Regions from separate parts of the Homo sapiens genome. Here regions 2, 3 and 4 are each linked to region 1. Evidence: read pairs that join two places in POLR2A ChIA-PET (ENCODE). Cell type or tissue: CD4-positive, alpha-beta T cell. All regions are shown on one strand.

Evidence for each region. Peaks named below come from ENCODE experiments on the same cell type or tissue, not always from the same donor. Only the 100,000 strongest peaks of a DNase experiment are listed, where the experiment ranks them.
Region 2: POLR2A ChIA-PET joins it to region 1 with 14 read pairs; 11 of 35 experiments call an interaction of 5 or more read pairs at or near these places.
Region 3: POLR2A ChIA-PET joins it to region 1 with 50 read pairs; 7 of 35 experiments call an interaction of 5 or more read pairs at or near these places.
Region 4: POLR2A ChIA-PET joins it to region 1 with 18 read pairs; 19 of 35 experiments call an interaction of 5 or more read pairs at or near these places.

Annotation. Positions count from the first base shown.
Region 1 is chr3:56,681,207-56,685,206 of GRCh38, forward strand. TASOR (transcription activation suppressor) reads right to left here and starts at 2,059. Exons shown (of 24, transcript NM_001365635.2): 1 at 1,470-2,059. The coding sequence starts at 1,800. RefSeq lists enhancers at 890-1,834, 1,042-1,161, 1,582-1,751 and a silencer at 1,892-2,191. In CD4-positive, alpha-beta T cell, no CTCF peak of the experiment used is centred here; DNase peaks (open chromatin) are centred at 1,335, 1,725 and 2,125; H3K4me3 peaks cover 2,691 bases; H3K27ac peaks cover 1,967 bases.
Region 2 is chr3:56,782,525-56,786,524 of GRCh38, forward strand. The region is part of intron 1 of ARHGEF3 (Rho guanine nucleotide exchange factor 3); the gene reads right to left. Among named protein-coding and RNA genes, the nearest start is that of ARHGEF3, 17 kb to the right of the region's middle. RefSeq lists an enhancer at 1,280-1,679. In CD4-positive, alpha-beta T cell, no CTCF peak of the experiment used is centred here; DNase peaks (open chromatin) are centred at 497 and 1,527; H3K4me3 peaks cover 1,954 bases; H3K27ac peaks cover 3,915 bases.
Region 3 is chr3:56,591,979-56,595,978 of GRCh38, forward strand. CCDC66 (coiled-coil domain containing 66) reads left to right here. Exons shown (of 18, transcript NM_001141947.3): 8 at 992-1,123; 9 at 1,513-1,763; 10 at 1,966-2,050. Among named protein-coding and RNA genes, the nearest start is that of CCDC66, 37 kb to the left of the region's middle. In CD4-positive, alpha-beta T cell, no CTCF peak of the experiment used is centred here; a DNase peak (open chromatin) is centred at 1,683; H3K4me3 peaks cover 875 bases; H3K27ac peaks cover 2,868 bases.
Region 4 is chr3:56,811,008-56,815,007 of GRCh38, forward strand. It overlaps a transcript of ARHGEF3 not described here. Among named protein-coding and RNA genes, the nearest start is that of ARHGEF3, 11 kb to the left of the region's middle. In CD4-positive, alpha-beta T cell, no CTCF peak of the experiment used is centred here; no DNase peak of the experiment used is centred here; H3K27ac peaks cover 2,536 bases.

The sequences.
Region 1 (4,000 bases):
CATAACCAGAGCCCATTTGAATGTACTTCCTACCTATTCTCTACCAATTGATTACACTGGGAACTTTTCTCATACAGACTATAATCATACATCTCAAATTTTAACTAAATACACGAAAAGAACTGAGTTTTGACCTTTAAAAGTATCTTTCTGAACCCTAAAATTACATTAACTCAAAAGATATTTCTAGAAACATTCCTCATGCTAATTTCCAAAGGTTAACTTCATCTTTGTCAACATGGTTTCTCACACCAAGTATTTTCTTGGCTTTGCCATCCAAACAAATGAACTTTATTTGTATTTTTCCAATAAAAGGCTCAAACAATTCCAGTAGTGCAAATGGAACTGGTGATGCTTATGGAAAGTCAGTATAATGCTACAGCCAAGACTCTGTACCAGATGGATGGAAAAGATACGGGAAAAAAACAAATCCTATTTTTTTCCAAAGTAAATAATGAAAACCTAACCATACAGTAGGGCAAAAAGGAAGTTGTCTAAATTCAGAATATCCAAAATTTACTGGATAGTTAAAAAATAATACCCCAATAACAAAAAACGATACTAATTTTGACCTCCATTAGGAATTCTGACTCCATATTAACAATATGGCATTAAGATTTTTTAAAAGTACAAGTAATTAATGTAACTGTTTCCATATGGGTTCCAAAAACTAAGACTGGACTTTTTTTTAACCTGAAGTTCTACCATCTAGAAGACCAAGTTGGTGACTCTTGAGAATAAGGTAACTTCTCATTAGTTTTTTTCCATTGGGAAATTACTGCTCCAAGAACCTACCTTTCCATTCTTTTCAAATATAAGAAAAACAATACTAAGTTCGAATTTAAAGAGAGAAAAACCTATTTAATCTAACGCTTCAAAAACAAGGGGGAAAAATCTACATGGAAATGAAGTGTGATGGAAAACAGCAGTGTGCATGGATCACATCTACTAATAGAGATTTCTAAATAAGGGAGGACGCTGACATCAAGCACATTTCAAGTAGACACACAGAACTGAAGAATTTCCACGGGGAGAAGCACTCATGGTCCTCAGAACATTGGCAATGGCCTTGGAGAAAGCCCCAGAATCCATGGCCACGGGCTATTTCCATAGCGAGACTTCTCAGAAGCATCCTTAGGAGGACACAACGGCTTCTCTGCTTTCAGGGGCTGGGAGGGAGGGGCGCCGAGCACCATCTTTCCTCTCTGGGAGCTGCAGCCTTACGGACAAGCTTCAAACCTGAGCTACTTCCAACTTCCGCGGGGAGGGGCAGCAGGGGAGCGTGGTTCCACCGCTTTCTCTCGCACCAAACGCGGCAGCTGGGCGGCCGTGGCGGTGAGGGGAGAGGCGGCCGGCGCTGCATGCGTGTTTACGTATCTCGGATGGGTGTGGGAAGAGGAGATAGAAAGATTCTAATGAAAAGATGGAGGGGAGAGAGAGAGGGGGTTGAGAAGAAGGGGAGGCACCACCTTTCTTTTCTCTGCTCTTCCTGGGGATCTGAAAACTCCTCCTAACAGGCCTTTCGGGCTCTTCGGGGCCTCTGGGCAGGGCGGCCGCGCCCGCCTCAGAGGAGTCCTGAGGCTGCTCGTGGCTGAGGCTCTGGGCGGCCTCGGCCCCCGCGTTCTCCTCACGCCCAGCGCCGCCGCTGGGCTCAGCGATGTTGAGGCCGCCGCCGCCGCCATTTTGTTGGGAGGACTCAAGCTCCGGAAGCGCCTGCTTCATCTCGTCGTCTCCGCCGCCGCCACTTTCCCAACTCGCATCCGTCGGCTGACAGGCCTCCGTCTCCACAGCAGTCGCCATCGCGCCGGCCTAAGGAGCTCTGGGAAGCTTCTGCCCACAAGGTCGACGGGTGTGGGGGGAAGGGGCGGCGGGCCAGTCTCGCCGCCGAGCTGCTCTCAGCCCACCCACCCCCTTCCCCCCGTGGCCTCAGGCTGCGCTCCCGACCTGGCAGCCTCTTGGGGGGCCCTGTAGCGGGCACCCCAAATGCGCTGCCCGGTCCTCGGAGCCGCTCCTCCCTCGGGCAGTTCTTCTGCCTTCCCCCGCCACTCAACGTGCGCGCGTCGGGGCCGGGAGGGGGCGGGGCCACCGCGGGCCACTCCACCAATGGGAGCGCGGCACCCGCCTGCGCGAGTGCGGAAATACCGCGCCGGGGGGCGGAGTTTCGGGGCGCCCGAGCCCGCCAAAAGGGGCGACCGCAACGCCCCGCGAGGACCTCGACGCCGCAGCCGTGGCCTGCGGAATGCGTGGGCCCCTGGCGATCTTCGGGTTCCCGGGGATTCCCCCGCCGCGCTGCAGGCGAGGGAGACTAGCTTGGCCTCTTCTCCGGAGCGCAGGCGTCGCCCATTTGTGGGCAAAACCCTTCCTCTGCGCACGAGTTATCTCGGCCCAAACGGGCTTCAGAGCAGTGGATGCGGGACGATCTCGGTTTTATGAACTATTTGCATGTGTACAAAAACCTGGAGAGGAGATAAAAGAATGGGCTAGGCGGTAATAGCCTAAAAGCCTCGACAGCCTTTGCGACCTGCTATTCTCACCGGATCTTGTATCTTTATGATAGATTACTCGCACCCGGCCTTCTCTTTTATCTCAGAGAGTGTGACCCAGTGTCACAGCTCCAGCAAGCACTTTCACCTGAGATCCTCTGATGGGACTTAACAACCTAGTGTTAACAGGATTTGGTTCTGGGGAGTTTGAGGGGAGGAGGCTGTTAACTTTTCCCATTTTTTTCCTTTAGTCGCACCCCCCCCCACCACACGCCATGGAGACCGCACCTGGCCTCCATTTGTTCCCTTTCTATGGTTACTTCTGTTAAAAATCTGGCCACTGATAAACCTCTAACTCCACTGTTTCTTCCACTGGAACGTTCATCAACGTTTTCCTATAGTAAATGTATATTAAAGAAAAAATAAACTTGCGGTCACATTAAAAAATACACAGCAGGTCGTCGCTCTCCCATAAAGGGAACAACTTCATAGTTAAGAGCCCTTTACATAGTGGTTTCTACCTTATCAGTATAAACTATCACGGGTTATCGTGAGTACAGCCAATATTTACTGAGTGCTTTCTACGTGCTAGACACGGACTGGACAAGTGATTTACGTGCATTGTCTCCATTTAATCCTCACAGCAACAGACATGAGGTAGATACTAGTTTGCAGAATTTGAAAGAAGCGTTGCAAGACACTGGACAAATTATGGTAACCGAAGATTTGAAACCGGGTCTATTTAACTCTCCGAGTAAGTACTTAAGCACTGCACTGACTGCTTCTCTAAGACCTAATTTTCACAGCAGCTGTGCACTTTTATTCATTTTATGGACGAAGCAACAGAGGGCTGACATTTTGTTGAGGGTCGCCAAGCAGCAGGATCAGGTTTGAGACCCAGATCTCTAGTCTCAAACTGTCTCCCAAGGAGTTTACAGACCAAATTATCATCATAATAAAGCCCCAGGCTTAAAGAGCATTCCTAAGGGCAACACGAAAGTTGGATTCTTTTGTCCTCTAATAAACATTACCACTGTTTAACAGCTGATATTAAAAAAAAATCATGAATTGCCCAACCTATTCGAAACAATTTAGTAAATCATACGAAAGAGAGTGTAAATCCATTATTAGTAAATAGTTTAAAAACACATTTTAGGCCAGGCGCAGTGGCTCACGCCCATAATCCCAGCATTTTGGGAGGCCGAGGCGGGCAGATCACCTGAGGTCAGGGGTTGGAGACCAGTCTGGCCAACATGGTGAAACCCCATCTCTACTAAAAATACAAAAATTAGCCGGGCATGGTAGCACATGCCTGTAATCCCAGCTACTCAGGAGGCTGAGGCTTGAGAATTGCTTGAACCCGGGAGGCAGAGGTTGCACTGACCTGAGATGGCACCATTGCACTCCACCCTGGGCTGAGACTTTGTCTCAAAACACACACACACATTTTAAAATATGTTTAAATGAAAAACTGAGGTCTAGGTTGAGGGAAAAATACATTATTTTAAGAAAAAGTT
Region 2 (4,000 bases), 100 kb after region 1:
TGGTTGCCAGTTGCCTCACATTAGGCATCCAAGGGGGATTTGATTTCCTTTTTGATAAAATGGCTCAACTCTTTCCTCCATATTAAGATAAGGTGCTATGAGGAAAAGATCCCAATTTCCTTCTTAAAAAAAAAAAAAAAGCTGGGGTTTGTTTTGTTTTTGTTAATGAGGGAACAGGGACAGCCTGGATAACTAAAATCCACAAAACACCCTGAGTTAGTTCAGTCTCAAACCCAAGCTGCAGACAGGCTTTCGGGCTGCTGGATTGAGACTCCAACAATCTCTTGCCCCGTCTCATGGAAGTGCTAAAGAGCAGATGATGAGAGAAGTCGCAAGAGAGTCTGGGCAAACCCACAAATTAAACCATCAACTCTCAGGTACATAAAACTGAACATATTAATGTTAGAGGGATGACGTTTATTCTCTGTATATCAAGCTCTGTCTGCCTGAGCCAGTCAGCACCAAAAGCAGATTCAGCACCTATGGCTTCTTGGCCAAAGTCTCCCTGTGAGGTGGTTGCTTTCGGGGGAGCCTTGAATAAGGGAGAGGTATAAGGAGGACAGTTGGCAGTTGGCTGAGCTCACACAATGCTGGCAGGAGCCTCTGAAACCATGCTCAGAGGCCCTGCCCAAACCAGCTTCCTATAAAACACAAATTAAAAAAACAGGGGTAGAAAGAAATCACACTTTATGACAATTTCTGTAGTCCTCCTAGCTTCATTTCCTCCTGGCCTCCCCTGTTTCCTTCAAGTCCAAAACACATGGTAGCAAAATACTATAGCTCTCTAGTGTTTGTAATAAACTGCATGGCAAAATGAAGGAAAGGTGGGGGTAGGCGGCAAGCGAGATGGATTTCTTCCGGTACACCCGGGAGAAGCAATTAATTTTACTACAAATTTGGAGAGGGTGAATGTTCATGGCATACCATTTTGTTTCTGAGAGAAGACTCAAGCAAGTCATTACCTTCATTCTTCTTGGTACCACTGAGTTTTTGCCCCCACATTGGAAAAGTAACCTCTCCTACTTGCCTGCCATGGGGAAATTCATTTTTGCTGAGTGAAGGTTTATGGGCTGAAAAAAAGAGCCTTGGGAAATAATTCAGTAAAATACAGGACTCTGAGAGGTGAAGCAGGCAGCAGCCTAGGTTACAAACATAATCTCTAAGCAGAGCCAGTAAAATAAAACAAAACCACTGTTTCAGACGCTGTATTTCTGGCTAAGGTTTCACTCTGCAATAACTTTCAAAGTTACTCGTTTTAGTCAACATTATAAGGGTAAGTCAACATTTGTCCTGGCAGCAAGCCCAAATCTGTTATTTTATTAGTCTGCTACTGGTTAAATTGGCCCAAGATTAAACACATCTAATAAACAGCCCTAAAACATTGAAGTTTAGCAGAAAACCACATTCAATTCTCTTTACACAGGATGTTACTATTACTTAACCTTGGGCAGAGGGAGAACTGCACACCCACACCCCTGTTAAGTTCCTTTTAGCAAACACCAGCCCCCACTGCCTGAAACTCATCTTGGTCATGCCCAGACATGATGCTACAGACCTTCAGAGAAAGAGGAAGCCAAATATTTAGCTCTCTCTGCGGTCCCTGGCTCCACATCTGCCTTCTGAGGCAGAAAGGGCCAGATGCTCAGAGCTGGAGAACTTTAAAGAGTTCAACCTCCTTAAAAATTAGGAGAGTTGCCAGCAGCATCAAGTCTCTGTGGCCCTTATGGGAAGGCCAGCCATGGGCCCGGAGGATGTTTTCTCACATCAGGTTATGCATTTTTGGCAAGAATGCCACAGAAATAACGTGCCTATAATGCCACACCCATCCGCCGGTCTGGAAAATGGGGCTGGACATCCCTGGTTGGATGATGCCAACAAGGCACCCAGAGGTAGAAAAGGTCTCCTGGTCACACAACGAGGCACCCAGAGGTAGAAAAGATCTCCTGGTCACAGCCACGGGGTCCAGAGGACAGTCTCTGTGACTTTGGGGTTCCGGAGTCAGTCATTTCCTACTGACTTCTTGGAAACCTTTGGGTGGAATATATGTTCTGCATTTGTTTATCACTGTAAAAGGGATTCCCTCGCTTCCCCTTGGGTGGGGTTGGAGAAGGAGGAAAAGGATGCCACTGGAGTTCCATTCCTGCTTCTTTAAGGACATTTTCTGGGCTCTCTCAGAGCTTAGGAATAATCTGAATGCCTCTGCAGCAAGTGACAAAGTTCTTATCACTCTGGCCCAAAGAGTGCATTGATTCTTTGCAAAGGATCTAAGGATAAAATATGAGCCAACCTGTCTGGTCAGAGTGCAATACCCTACGACCTTGGGCCCAAAATATAACCTCTATAAGCTAGTTTCCTCTACTGTGAAGTGAAGATGACTCTCCTACCTTCTCACAGAGTTGTTGGGAGGATCACAGGAGACTAGGTGTATAATATGCTTGGCAGACACCCGCCTGTTAGTCCTCAGTAAATATCAGAGTATTGTCCTTATTTCTGTTGTCCTGGGAGAGGCATGGTCTCTCTGCCAGCCTGCGCCCCTGCCCTCTTCTATTCCCTGCAGCACTGGATTTTGCCTTGATCCTTCCAGGGACAAAGCTAGAGTTCCACGTCACCTGCCAGAATCATACCAATAACTGCTCTGGCCACTGAGGCTGCTACGAGACCATGTATTTTGATGCCATATTCCTGCCTTCCTTTTCTTCCTGTGGTTTTATCATCTGTTTAGTCAAGCTCTGGCTGGATACGGCAAAACTAGCGGTGGTCTGGCAGGATTCAAGGCTATATTGGAAGAAAGGAAAGCAGTAAAATCTCAAGATAAGGACCCAAGTCCTAATCTTGGGTCCTTATAGATGGGTCTTGAGGTTTGCATTATCCTCCCACCCGCCCACTGCCACCAACACTGCTGAATTATGGGCTAGAAGAGCTGGTCTCCAGTCTTGCCAGATCCCAATACTGTCTGGAATTAGGCAATGAGAGGAACTCTGGTCATTCAACCCATGTCGGATGTGCAAGGTGAAACTTCACAAAAATAATGTGTAACCAAGAAAGGACCACACAGAACCACAGAAAAGTCCTCTCTCTTTCTCATCCATCTGTCGTTCTTTGAAGCTCAGCATTATCTTGCTTCCCAGAAGAGGAAAAAGAAGTAGGGAGATGAAAAAGGGTGCTCAGATCTTAATCTCAGTGTCCCAAAGGAAGGACAGACTGTTCCAGCTGAATCTGGGATGATCAAACACATCTCAGGCAAGCAAAGCTGACAGTCAGGTCTGTCATCCGACTGAAAACTAGACAGGGACCAGGGATCCTAACTGGTTGCTGGGTAAAAACTACAGGGACGTCTGACCAAGGGCACTGGGTCTGCAGAAGAAAATGGATCCCCTTCTCTTGATGTCTAGTTGGTTTCCGTTTTTGACAAGAACAACGGTTTTGAGCAGACAGGCCTTGCAGAGATGTGACCTCCAGAAAGAAACACAAAATATGTTCAAGATGCTCCCTGGTTAACTCCCAGCTGTCCCTTCTAGCACAAATTATCCCTTCAAATGTTTGGTCCATGTGTGTCCTCAGGAGCACATGTCCACACTTAGAACCAGGGGACACAGCACCCGGGTGTTTTAGAGCACTCTGCTCCCAGCCGAAAACAGAATACATTGAAATCTGATTATTCAGAATGGAAAAAGCTACTAGTCAAACAACCACATGGGATTGATTAAATTGGAAATAAATTTTTAAAAATCTTAAACTTTCCTGTTTTTGGCTTTCAGCTGACATCTTACCACTCACTGAGCAAGGGTATGCAGATAAATAAGATACAAAGCATGCTGTTCAGGAAACTGTGAGGTAAGTAATCTATAATGGATTCATCTGGCATTTCTGTTGCCCCCACACCCCCCAAATGAGCAGATGAATAGCTTCAAAATGTTATTCTTTGGGAGGGGTGTATGTGCATGTGTGCACAACACAAAACTGATTTCATTTGTTGAGACACTTTCCATCCTGTAGTGCA
Region 3 (4,000 bases), 89 kb before region 1:
GTAGAATATATTTTTTTCCTTTTTTAAAAGAGTATCCTAAACTCATCAATTAAAGTGGCAGCAAACTTTTATGCTACTGTTTTCATTTTTTACTTTTTCCTTAAGATTCAAAGACTCGTTCTGGACACAGTATATTTTTGTTATTGAAACATCATAGGCTGTGATAGAGCTGTAGTAGCAGAAACCTAGAAGACAGAGGTTCTCCTAGAGAGAGACATGATTCAATAGGGAAAGTCTCTTGCTCTCACACATCTTTCTATATTCTCCTTGTTCTTGGTCCAAAGACAATATTCCAAATGTTGTATTCCAAAGCCAAATGTAAAACAATATTCATCTGTTTTAAATTAATAACTCTTTCAGCCTCTAAAAGAGACTTAGAATTTTGAAAAACAATATTTTTGAGACAGGGTCTCACTCTGTTGCCCATGCTGGAGTGCAGTGGCATGATTTCAGCTCACTACAACCTCCACCTCCCGGGTTCAAGTGATTTGTGTCTCAGCCTCTCAAGTAGCTGGGATTACAGACATGCACCACCACAGCTGGCTAATTTTTTTTTTTTTTTTCAGTAGAGATGAGATTTTGCCATGTTGGCCAGGGGCTGGCCTTGAACTCCTGGGCTCAAGTGATCTGCCCATGTCAGCCTCCCAACATGCTGGGATTATAGTCATGAGCTGCTGCATCCAGCTGAATTTTGAAAGTCTTTTAATTGTTTTGGAGAAAGAATTTTCTGTTTTTCATTAGAAAATTCCCTTCCCTTACACTTAGATATCTTATTATATATCTCTGATCTAGTATATTTAAAATATGATTCTGAGAATCAGAATATATCTACTTAATTCTTTGAATTCAAATTCGTTTGAAGTTATTGCTCCTCTTACAGATAAATGCCTCAGTGGATTAAATCTGTATGTTACTTTGGCAAGATTTGCACATATTAAGTGATTAGAAAAAGAGAACTGAACTTTAGATGGCTTTTATGGCTGTTGTTTAGGAAACAGTACTGCTGGAGCACCCTTTCAGTGCTGTGAAACAAGAACTGCAAAGAAAATGGATTGAAGAGTTGAATAAGCAAATAGAAGATGACCGTCAAAGAAAAATAGAGGAAAAAATTATATATTCAAAGGTAACTTATGAGGTTTTGTGGCTATAAAAGAAAAAATAAAATCAAAGTCTTTAATCAATTAAAACTAGAAGTATTCTGAAACTCTTGACAAGACCAGAATATTCCATTTATTCCACATTTGCCCATGTGAACCTGTTTCATTGAATGCATTATGTGATGTTGCATAGCTTCTTACAACTTTTTAGAAATTTCCTAATTCTTTGAATTTCTCAAATTTTCAAAGCTAGTGATCTATATGTATAAGGACTCTAAACAGTACAGTCTTGTTAATTTTTATGATGCTTATTCTGCTCTAAGGTGACTTTTAGAAATCATCTTTGGTTGTCATTTAGAATTATATATGAGAATAATTGGAAAAATTCTTAGCAATTCTTATTTGTCATCATTAGGGTGAGGAACATGACAGATGGGCAATGCACTTTGATTCATTAAAGAGTTATCCTGGTTCTCAATCTCAGCTGTTCTCTCAGTCAACACACAAACAACCTGAGTACTTCTGTGTCTCTCCTGACACTCAGGAGCTGGCTGATGTCAGCAGTGTTTGTACACCTACAACCGGAAGCCAGGTTGAACCTTCAGAGGAGGAGCATATAGCAAAACCTATTAAGGATGTGGTTATGGCAAACAGTAAGAAAACAAAGTAAGTTCATGCTTATGTATTTATTGACTTTTCAGAAAGTCTGTGTGCTTTAGTAAGACTGTTGTTATGTCTAATTGGTTTCAGGTTTGGTATTTGTCTTTGAAATAGAAATAATTAGTAGATTTATCCCAAACAAAAATGATTTAGCTTGTTGAATCTACCTTTTTGAGGTTTTGAATAGCTAATGTATGTATCTTGCCAGCTTTCTCCGTTCTATGACTGCTCTCTTGGACCCAGCTCAGATTGAGGAACGAGACAGACGACGACAAAAACAATTAGAGCATCAGGTATTGCATTGTTAAACATTGTTCTTTACCTTAATAAGTAACAGTCATGGTGAACATATACCTAAGTAAATGGAAATTTAAATTCTGATGTAAACTTTACAGCATAGGTCCTGTCCAGTTGTGTCACGAATCCAATCCCTACCACAACTGGCATTGTAATATTAGAATTAGCTTATCAAATGCTACAGCCACCTGCCTTCCAGTACAGAAGGTCTTTAATATATTAAGTTGTATATGTGAATTTGTGTTGTCTTAGGTTAGTACTGGTTTTTTTTTTTTTCATCAATTTATTTCTCCTGAGTTCTGTTTAAGATGAGAATTCATTCTTTGAATAGGGATTGAACTAGAATTATGACTAAGAAATCTAATGCATAATGGCCGGGCACGGTGGCTCACGCCTGTAATCCCAGCACTTTGGGAGGCTGAGTGGGCAGATCACGAGGTCAGGAGATCAAGACCATCCTGTGAATGGTGAAACCCCGTCTCTACTAAAAATACAAAAAATTAGCTGGGCGTGGTGGCAGGCGCCTGTAGTCCCCAGCTACTCGGGAGGCTGAGGTGGGAGAATGGCATGAACCTGGGAGGCAGAGCTTGCAGTGAGCTGAGATTGTGCTACTGCACTCCAGCCTGGGCGACAGAGTGAGACTCCATCTCAAAAAAAAAAAAGAAATCTAATGCATAATATAAGAAAGGAGGCTAAAATTAAAATTAAAACTTCCTGTCCTGATTTTAGCCTAATGCTAAAGGGACTTTAATATCTGCATAATTCTTCAAATCCTTTGATATATGAATTTGGCATCATTAATGTTATGCTTAGTCAGTGAGCAGACATTTGCAGAGCATCTGCTACTTAACAGGCACTATGCTAAGCACTGAGATTATTTCTTCAGTTTTTTTTAATACCATTTCCTCCAGTAGCCCTCCTAGGGTTGAAGAAAAGGCATGTAGAACTTGACAGTACAAATGGGAGATGGGAGAAATGCATTGGAAATTTGACATTTCCACTTCACTTATATAAATAATACTTTCAGTATGCTGATAAAAACTTATTTCTACAGTCACCAAACTAATGCTTCATGGATTTTAAAAATTGATATATAATGTTTTATATATTTATAGGATACATATGATATTTTGTTATATATGTAGAATGCGTAATGATTCAGCCAGAGTATTCTGGTATCTATCACCTTGAGTATTTATCATTTCTGTGTTGGGAACATTTCAAGTTTACTAGCCAATTTGAAATATATAATACATTGTTGCTGACCATAGTCACCTTACTATTGCTATCAAACATTAGAACTTATTCCTTTCATCTAACCATATGTTTGTACCCATTAACCTACCTCTCTTGATCACTACCACCCTCACACACACCCTTCCCAGCCTTTGATACCTATCATTCCATTCTTTAGCTCGTTGAGACCTACTTTTTTAGCTCCCACATATGAGTGGGAACATGTGATGTTTATCTTTATATACCTGGCTTATTTCACTTAACATAATGACGTCCAGTCCCATCTGTGTTGCTGTAAATGACAAGATTCTATTCTTTCTTTATGGCCAAATAGTATCCCATTGTGTATATACCACATTTTGTTTATCTATTTGTTCATCAATGGACACTCAGATTGTAAATAGTGCTACAGTTAGCACAAGAGTGCAGGTTTCCTTTTGATATACAGATTTCATGTTCTTTCGATAAATATCCAGTACTGGGAATGCTGGATCATATGGTAGTTCCATTTTTAGTTTTTTGAGACGTCTCCATACTGTTTTCCATAGTGACTGTATTTATTTACATTCCCACTAACAATGTATAAGGATTCCCTTTTCTCCGCTTCCTTGGCAGTATCTGTTAGTTTTTGTCTTTTGGTATGTTTGTTTGTTTGCTTGTTTTTGAGACAGGGTCTTGCTCTGCTGCGCAGTCTGGTATGCAGTGGCATA
Region 4 (4,000 bases), 130 kb after region 1:
GCATCAAAACCCAGAATGGGAATAAGGAGCCTCTTAATTTGTTCATCCAAACAAACGTGCACTGAGGAACTACTGTGTGCCACACCATGCTATATACAGATGGGTGCCTCAAGGATATGATGAAAAATTGACAAATCTATACTCCGAGTAAACTACCAAGTAAGCCACCCACTAGGAGATGTGTTCTGGCTCTTGGGACTTGATTTACAATCTGGTATCCAAGGTTCCAATTTAAAACATGCTTATCTTCATAGCCAGAGGGCATGACAGCATTTACGTTTTTAAAAAATTAGCTGTAGAGCAGAGAATGGGAGGAGGGCACTTGGCTTGAGATGTTTACTTGAAAAAAGACCTAGGGCTGGGGCTGGGGCAGATGGTGGGGGTGGGGGCATGGGCAGAAGACTTTAATTACAGAACAAGTTCAACTAGTAGAAACAGGTTCGGGGACTCCTGGCAAATATGTGTCTCATCTGGTGGGAGTGGAAACTGGCTGGCGTATGCTAGAAGCAGCATATTAGCTGAAAGTGTTCTGTGTGCTGTGGGTATTAGACACGCTTCACAAAGGGGCTAGTTGGTGTGGGTTAACTGAATGCTTTGGTTAAGTGGGAGCTGAATTAAGACAGTTTCTGCTTTACTTGATTTTTTTTCCATCTCAGAGCCAAAACCAAGCTCAGCAAACATAGTTCGCATGTGCCCACAATTCTGATTAAACCAAAAGCCTTGGCAATAGAGGACTGAACAGAAGCACTTAGTCACTAGTTCCCCAGATTTTATCATTGCACTATCATTTGATTCTTCAACTCTAGCATTAATAAGTACAACCAACTGATAGCTGTGCCTAGCTAATTCCTCTCATTCAAGGTTGTCTGTGACCCCCAGGCAAGGGTAATCCTTGTTTTGTGCCCTCAAGGTGCCAAGTACCTCTTCTTCCCCAGTAGTCAGCCTGCTCATATTGACTGATTTTATGTCTGTCTCCACTGCCTGGCTGCAAGCTACAAGGGGACAGGGACCATATCTATCTTGCTCATCACAGTAGCCCCAGCTCCTCCTATTACGCTGGCACATAGCAGACTCTCAGCTCATATTTGTTGAAATGAAAATTAAATTGAAATGGGGCTAATCAAAGAACACGTCACGGAGGAAGCAAATCCAGAGAAGATTTTTGCAAGGAGGAATACACCATATTTAAAACTTCTGAGATGGGACCAAAAAATAATATGCAGAATACTATAGTGGGCTGTTTGAAATTTTGAAAGGTAATTCAAATAGGCCCCTAATTTTAATGTTTAGCTTCTTGAAGAGTCCAAACCACTTTGAGAAACGGCTCCTACAGTGTTAGACTGTGGGGGCCTCTCAGATATGATAGAGCTTTCAGTTCCTTCCAGCTGTTTACACACTAATTCCTGAACAAGGTGGACTTGCCAGGAAGGCTGAAACTAGTGACAAAGGGACATCAAATAGCTTATTTTCAAAGACACTGTGCAACATGCTCATCTGCCCTTTTCCTTCCCTTTAAAGGTTATTTCTTTCATTCCCTTCTCTAGGTTTTTGATTCCAGGTTAAACTCTACAAAAATGTTTTTTTCCTCTTAACTTGCCATGCTCACACCTAATGCCATTTGTATCAAAACTCTGTTTTCTTGAGGTGGGCCCCAAGGGGCTGACTTTTAAGGGAGGGGGCAGATTTTGCCTGATGTTTCTGCAAGATTAAACATGGTGCTTATCTGAAGTTCAAGGCTGATGATAAATTATAGACTCAAGAACTTTTTATTCAAAGAAGCCAAAGGAAGAAGGAAACTTCTCTGCTAGCTGCTCCACCAAAGGGGAGTCATGTTCTCCCCTCCTAGAGCCTTACAAGAGATAATTTTGAGAGCTCATTCTGGTTTAGAGACAATACATGGTGAACAAAGCTCATCTGTCATTGAGTGGGAGGTAGGGAGGAAAGAAGGTAAGAGAGAATTAAAATTGTAAAGCCAACATCATGTGGATTCCTCCTTGAACTTTAATAACCCAGTGCTGCCTGCAGGCTCAGAAAAACCAAATGCAATGGGTAGGTACAAGGATTGCTCTGGTGCCAGGAAAATGCAATAAGACATAACTTTTATAAGGTAGGCAATGAAAGAGTGCCCTGCAGGAACAAAACAGGCTTTTAACATCTCCAAAGTTGGCAGCCAGATGCCTGAAACATTGGTTTAGTGCATCCAAAACACACAACAGATAGAACCACTTTCTTTAAGATGAAGTCATCTTCCAGGAGAAACAATAGCTGGGAAGGCTGGGTTTTTATGATTCATGGGAGGAGGAGAATTTGATCTGTATTTTCTTTGCCACAGTCTATCCCATTTTAATGCATGTTAGAGGTTTTCCACATGTTAGGCAAATTTTCTAGAATGTTTTGAAAGGGAAAAAATTCTGCAGACTGCCTCAGTTACTGAAAGAGTTCTCTTTCTCCCCTGGCTGGGGAGGGATCCAGTTCTGTCTCACCGTGTTATCGAAAAGATCTGAAACTACAACTCTTCATTTGGATTCTGCTGTTATGAAATGCAGTTTGGGGTATCTTGTTACACTTTACTCCCAGAAGTGTTAAAGGAAGTGCCTGTCATCAAAATTCAAAAATAAATATAAAAATGATGCTGGCAGAGCTCAAAAACTAAAAGGATCAGCATTTTGCTTCAGTTTCCTGTTCATAAAACTTTATAAAAACAACCCACCCATTTAAAAAAAACCTGTAACAATAGTTCACTATTCTTTTCCTAAATGCTTGCCTCATGCCACTCTGAAATTAGGTGCCATCACGTTTCCTGAGTTATGGGCCCCAAACACCACATCCTTTTCCTCCCTCCCACACCCCCACCCCACCTGGCATCATTCCTGAATTTAGATGCTTCTCCAGTTTCTGAGCTCAGTAGACAGATGCCAACATTCTCCCTCCTACCTGTCCTGAAGTGGCCAAGCATCTGTACCAGCTGGAAGCAGGAATAATTGAGGCTTCCTTCCCCCAAATTAATTCTCACTTCCTAGAGAAGCTTTTAATATGGAAGGTTAAATTATAAAGTGAAGAGCTAGTAAACTGAAAAAGAATAAGATATTTCCCTCCCACTCTGCCTTTACAGCAAAATTTTCTTTGTGGAATACTCAACACTCTGTCCTTCTTTCTGGAAGAACATAGAATACAAGCTCTAGAACAAGCTTTTCCAACCCATGGCCCACAGGCTGCATGCATCCCAGGATGGCTTTGAATGTGGCCCAACATAAATTTGTAAACTTTCGTAAAACGTTATGAGACTTTTTTTTGCGATTTTTTTTAAGCTCATCAGCTATTGTTAGTGTTAGTGTATTTTATGTGTGGCCCAAGACAATTCTTCTTCCACTGTGGCCCACGGAAGCCAAAAGATTGGACACCTCTGCTTTAGAATGAGAAGCCTGGGTTCAAATACCAAGTTTTCACTTGCCAACTATATGACTTTGGACAGTTTACTTAATGATGACAAACATCAGTTTAAGCATCTATAAAATGGGGATATGAGAGTTTCAAGGTTTTAATGAGTTAAAAACACATGAATAATCCAATAAGATAATATGTATGTCAGATTTCTAAGCATACAGTTAGCACGTCATGCTATTATTAACCCTTCCGGTAAATAAATCATCCTTCTCCCTTTTTTTTTAAATGAATTAAGGAAAAAAGGTGGAATTTGGAGAACTTTTCCAACACTCCTTGCTTCCAAAGACATTAATTCTTTGATTTAATCTTATAATTTCAAAAAAGGATATGACTGTTGCACATATATAAAAGAAGCAGCAGAGTGAAGAGTGAACTGACCTAAATTAGAAGACATGGGCCAGGTGCAGTGGCTTACACCTATAATCCCAACACTTTGGGAGGCCAAGGTGGGAGGATCACTAGAGCCCAGGAGTCTGAGACTAGCCTGGGCCACAAAGTAAGACCTCATCTCTACAATAATAATAACAATTATTATTATAACAATTAGCCAGGCACA